Linked DNA regions of Homo sapiens: region 1 is linked to region 2. Evidence: read pairs that join two places in POLR2A ChIA-PET (ENCODE). Cell type or tissue: MCF 10A. All regions are shown on one strand. Each heading gives the region's core, and the rest is flanking DNA. Links, peaks and the distances in the headings are about the cores only.

Region 1 (2,807 bases), core at 191-2,690, 230 kb after region 2:
GCCGTTCTGCTGCATTCGAAGTTCTAGCAGCCGCCGCCTCAGCTCAGCCCTGTGCTTCTCAGGGGGGTCCACGGCCCACTGGAGCTGGCAGAACTCCTTCTCCACTTGGGCTGCCTTTCTCCAGGGGTCCCCCTGCAGCCTCAGCTCGTCCCTTCTGTAGGCATCCGAGTCTTTGATTTTCCTGGTAATCCTCTCCATCCGGTCTTTCGCTTTCTGACACTCCTCACAGTCCTCGTCGACCTTTAGGCCCAGTTTGCGGGCTGCGTGCGCCATGTCCTCCACAGATACCCGCCTGCAGGGTGCCCGCAGCACATTCCCAACGATGGCCCGGATCCTCTTCACGAAGCTGTCGCTGTCAGTGCTGCTGACCTTTACCAGGACATGTGAGTGGTCTATTTTCAGCACAGGAATTAACTTATTCAGAAATCTCAGGTTTGTGTTGCGCTTCCCACGGTAGGGACTCAGGATGAAGTAGTATTTTGTGGTTGACTCCTTCATGGAGTACAGCAATTTGTATTCCTTCTTACTGATATTGTCAGTCAATATAAACACAGCGGAGGAGATTTCTGTCAAGAGCTTAAACTGCAGCCAGTGAGACCCGATGTCACCTCTCAGGTTCAGAAAGGCCACAGGTTCTGGGAAAATGTCCAAGTCCTCCCTTCCGCTGGGAAAAAACCAGGAAATTTCTACCAACCCATCCGAAATCTCCCGGGCATTGGTGCCCAAGTTGAGGTCCCGATGCCAGAAGCAGTCCCACTGCCTGTGGCCCGGGCTGAGGACGGCGTTGAGAAGCTGGGACTTGGAGTTGCTACTGACGTCCATGCGCACGAAGGCGAAGGCGGGCGCCCTGGACAAGACCACGCTGTCTTCCCGGAAGCTCCCCATGCCCCTTGGGGGCTGGGACCACCATGTCCTCACAATGCCCCGCATGGCCCACAGCAGAAATGTATGGTAGTGGTTCTCCGAGTCAGGCAACACGAGTGGGAGTGCAAACTGGCAGAGGGCCATTTTCAACGCTATTTCTTGTTGCAGGAAACTGTCTGAGGAGAGCAGCAGGGCACAGAGAAGGTCTAAGGGGTTCACTGGCGTATCAGGGGTGGGCAGCTCAGAAAAGGAATAAATGTCGGCAGCAAGGTCATCAGCTGGGTCCCAGTAGATGATCTCCTCTTCCATCTGGCTCTCCTTCTCCACAGGCCTGGCGTCTGGGAGCACGTCCAGCACCATAGTGGTATTCCTGGCATCAGCATTGAGGGCCTGCAACTTCCTGAGGAAATTCCAGGGCAAGTCTTTGGGAACCTGAGGGGCCCAGTTCTTCATACTGTCAAAACTGATCTGCAGAGAGTCCTGGAGGCTGAGTTTCTGGACCTGGTACGTCTCTAGGCCCAAAAGTGACAGCATTTCTTGAAGCCTGCTTCTCTCCACTGTGGAAAGAAATGAAGACATAAGTGCTCACCCTGTGTTTCTGAGCTAGGGGCCAGGGAAGAGCTGGTGAAGGAGAGCCCAGCAGGATGGGGAGAGTGACGACCCCCTTCAGAGAGCAGAGTGCAGGCACAGGAGGCTCAGGGTGTGCTCAAGGCTGACCTGAGATCAAGGCAGGGCTGGAACCCGGACATCAAGGTACAATAGGTACCAACCTAACCACAGATATATGTGACATTAAACAAAAGAAAGAACAGAAATAAATAAGCTACATTTAACAACTGGAAGAGTTCTTGCAAAAGCCATATTTCTGGTCTTTCTAGAAACCTGTAAGATCTAACACTGAGCTCAAAATTAATTGGCTACAGTGAGCAGCACATGACTCCTACAAGCTGAATGCAGGCCTCACCTCCCCACTGTGTTGCTTCCGTGGGCTACTCAGAGTCACCGGGAAGTTCCCACAGGAGTCATAATCACTGAATCACTCTCTGGCTTTCTAGTTAATGTTTTTTTGTGTTTTTTTTCTCTCTAGAAATAAGAGAATATTTTAAAGGAACTAGAAAGAAATCACTAAGCATAAAGAGTCAGCAATTATAGCTAAACAACCATTTTGCAAACCTGAAATCAATAATGCAGGTTTTCTTTTTTTTCTTTCTTTTTTCCTCTCCCCTTTCTTTTTTTTTTAGACAGGGTCTTACTCTGTTACCCAGGCTGTAGTGCAGTGGCATGATTTCAGTTCACTGTAGCCTCAACCTCCTGGGCTCAAGAGATCCTCCCACCTCTGCCTCCCAAGTAGCTGGAACTACTGGTGTGTGCCACCACACCCAGCTCATCCTTGTATTTTTTTGTAGAGATGGGTTTTTGCCATGTTGCCCAGGCTGGTCTCGAACCCAGACTCAAGCAATCCACCTGTCTAGCCCTCTCAAAGTGCTGGGATTACAGGTGTGAGCCATGGTGCCTGGCTTTAATGCAGTTTTAAATTTTAAATGTATTAAAATATTCAGTGCAGACTGTTAGTAAGTGAGCACTTACTTGCGCAGATACTCAAATATCACCCTATACAATATAAGATCTTATAAGCTAGATGCTTGAAACAGTATTGCTACCTCTGAAGATTCCATTCACCATCCAGGTCTTGGCCCAGCACCTTACTAATGTTCATGCTGCATATTAATTAGTTGTCTTAAAATTTGTTGTTGTTTGAGGCAGTGTCTCACTCTGTCACCCAGGCTGGAAGGCAGTGGTGTGATCACAGCTTATTGCAGCCTTGATCTCCTAGGCTCAAGAGATCCACTCATCTCAGCTTCTGAGGAGCTGGGACTACAGGTGCACAAGACACTTGGCTAGTTTTTGTATGTTTTGTAGAGACGGGATTTTGCCATATTGCT
Region 2 (2,807 bases), core at 129-2,628:
GAATCATTCCTGGGAACGCTCATCTCAGGCCCCCTCCAGACTCTGCAACTCCACCAACTCTGCAGGATGGTGCAGAAAGGCTGGAGAGGACACTGGAGCCTGTCTGCTTGTCTGCTGGTGACACTCACATCCTGGGAAGAAGTGAAAATGTTGCAGAGTGGATGACGAGCCAAGCTGGGTGGGGATAAAGGAGCCTAAAAAAAGCCAGTCTAGAAAAAACTGCTGCCGCTTTGCCACCAGTAGCATTAAAATGACCTTAAATGTCCTGGCTGCTGACAGTAATTGTGGCCTGTCTTTACAAATTCAAATTTGAGTGCAGTGGGGCTGGAAGCGGCATCTGTCGGGATTTTGCCATCGTGGTCTCTGCTTTTATTTTCTGCCCCTGCCAGAGTTCCTTGCTCATGGTCCCTCCTCCATTAAATCAACAGCAGAGAATGAAAGTGCAAAAAAAGTCTGACAATGCTGGACGCACAGCCACAGCTTTCCCCACCTGTGAACCATCTGGTATTCCCCTTCCCTCTGTCCCTTCTTTATATAATCTCAGAATCTTGATGGAGCCCCTGTGTGTGCACTGGACTGAAAGCCCATCGTGCTTTGCTGGGCTTCTTATGCATATTAGTCCTGGTCCTTTTATTTGTACTCGTTGCTCCTGGAAAAACTGAGATTACAGGATACAGAGGAAGCTATAGCCAACGAAATGGTGGACTAGCCTTTAAAATCACCCTCTCCTCCTTTCTCTAATCTAAACAAAGCATCTCAAGTATTTCCTCTGATGGAGGAGCAGGAGCAGGCTAGGAGGAGGTCAGGCCGCAGGCGGCTAGCAGGATACTTACTTTGAATGAGGTAATACACAATGGCAAAGCCCCCGGCATAGAACACACCGTGGAAAAGGATCCTTGCTCCCAGAGGCATTGACCGCCTGCTTCCTGCATACTTAAAAACAAAAGATACAAATTTATTGTAGGATTCCCAGTTTTGTGCCAAGGGGATTTGCCCGGCTTGGACCCCTAAAGGAAAGAAGCATTAAGGAAGCCAGAAAGGAGGCCAGACCGCCCTCCCTCATTTGCTTCCTTTCCAAATGCCAGGGTTGGTTCTGAAGCCAAACTGAGTGCCCTCCTGAGGGTGCCCTCTCGAGAGTGGCCCATGTCCAGGACCCATGCTGTGGGGGCCCTGCCACCCCCAGCCAGCCCAGCACAGAGCGAGCATTCAGCCCACCATCCTGACAGACACAGCCCAGACTGTGTGCCAAGCCCCGCATGGCCAGGAAGCACAACCACTTTGTCTCAGGCCAACTGGTAAACAGGAAGCTTATCCTTTGTGGCAATGGCTGGTCCTGTAAGCCTGCGAATGGGCTGGAGCTGTCACTGGCTCCTTTCATATTTTGAAAAATGCACCACCCTTGGGATGAGGAAACTCTGGTTATGACTCAGGCTGAATGAACAGATGGAGGGATGCCAGCTCGGTAAATACAGCATACCATCCATCCACTCTTATAATATGTAAGAGTATCAAAATGAGTGTAAAGTTAATTACAGTAATGTGATCTGGGAAAAGTCATTTAGTTCTCATAATGAAAACGGTCAGAGCATCTCTGAAGAATGTATTAGTCAGATCTTGCTTAATTTGAAGAGAGCTCAACAGGGTGAGGCAGCCAGACTGGGTTATGGAGAGGTTCCCAGAGTGTTACAGCTTCCAACGCCAGCATGAGACACGAGAGAAAGACAGAGTGGGAAACAATGCAGAAAATGCCCATCCCTCCTGTGAAGTTAAAGCACAAGTGAACCCTAAAGACCAGGAGAAGCCCATAACTATTCAGGGAGTGACTTTCTTCTATTGTCTAACTCGAGAATACCCTGGCAGGTTCTAGTGGGGAACTTGGCCCTGGAACATTCCATTACCTTTTGCCACATCATAGCACAACTCTCTTGAAAATCATCAAAGGCAAGTTGTCCTGCAATTAGAAAAGATTTTACATTAAAATCATATTTTTAAAGCCCAGTTCTCTCTAGTCTCATACAGCCAAGATTTATTACCAACCCAAGCTTTAGAACACGAACAAGAAGTTAAAATTAAACTCTAAAACAAGCCTTGTCTGTGAAAGGCCCTGGTTTTTCCCCCTTCTGCTGCCAAATTAGGAAGAAAAAACAAAGCCTGCGGGTTTCCTGTCTGTGTCCTATGTAGTTTTTGTTACAGCAACCAAAGAACCGGTGTGCACAAGGGAGAACCGCAGACAGCAAGTGCTTTGACCACAGCACAAACACAGGGCCAATCAACAGGAGGCTGGACCTGCAGAAGCAAGATGCTAGCAATAAAAGCTGTACGTGACAGAGTGAAAACAGCACTTCAGAGTTAAAAAGAAACAATAGTACAGTAAACTTATACATGGACTTTAACAATATTGATAATACCTAATACTTCTGTCTCTGACTATTATGTGTCTTGTACTATTCTAAGCACTTTATATAATTCATTTAATTCTCACAACCCTTTGAAGTAGGAACTATTATCATCACGCTCATTTTGCAGATGAGTAAACTGAGGCACAGAAAGGTTAAGTAACATGCCCAAAGGTGCACTAATAAGTGAATAAGTGGTAGAACTGGGATTCAAATTCATGCAGTCTGGCTCCAGCATCTGCTCTTTCAACCACTGTGGTACACGAGCTTTAAGATATCTAATTAAAGCAATATTGAAATGTGAAAACAAACAGTGTCTCTGAGCTAAAATATATTCTTACTGTTCAGTGTAAAAGTCCTTGGCAGGCATGCCTTTCCTGCTATTTTTCCAGACAAGGTGGATACATATTT

What was found. ChIA-PET counts read pairs that join two places held together with the same protein. Peaks named below come from ENCODE experiments on the same cell type or tissue, not always from the same donor. Only the 100,000 strongest peaks of a DNase experiment are listed, where the experiment ranks them.
Region 1: POLR2A ChIA-PET joins it to region 2 with 5 read pairs; 2 of 35 experiments call an interaction of 5 or more read pairs at or near these places.

The regions. Positions count from the first base shown.
Region 1 is chr7:43,877,840-43,880,646 of GRCh38, forward strand. The region is part of intron 4 of URGCP-MRPS24 (URGCP-MRPS24 readthrough); the gene reads right to left. It overlaps URGCP (upregulator of cell proliferation), which reads right to left. Exons shown (of 6, transcript NM_001077663.3): 6 at 1-1,421. Among named protein-coding and RNA genes, the nearest start is that of MRPS24, 9.7 kb to the left of the region's middle. In MCF 10A, for the core only: no CTCF peak of the experiment used is centred there; no DNase peak of the experiment used is centred there.
Region 2 is chr7:43,646,702-43,649,508 of GRCh38, forward strand. It overlaps COA1 (cytochrome c oxidase assembly factor 1), which reads right to left. Exons shown (of 6, transcript NM_018224.4): 2 at 1,899-1,951; 3 at 834-933. The coding sequence starts at 1,913. Among named protein-coding and RNA genes, the nearest start is that of STK17A, 65 kb to the left of the region's middle. RefSeq lists enhancers at 109-970, 119-238, 1,269-1,563, 1,833-2,694. In MCF 10A, for the core only: no CTCF peak of the experiment used is centred there; DNase peaks (open chromatin) are centred at 1,410 and 2,210.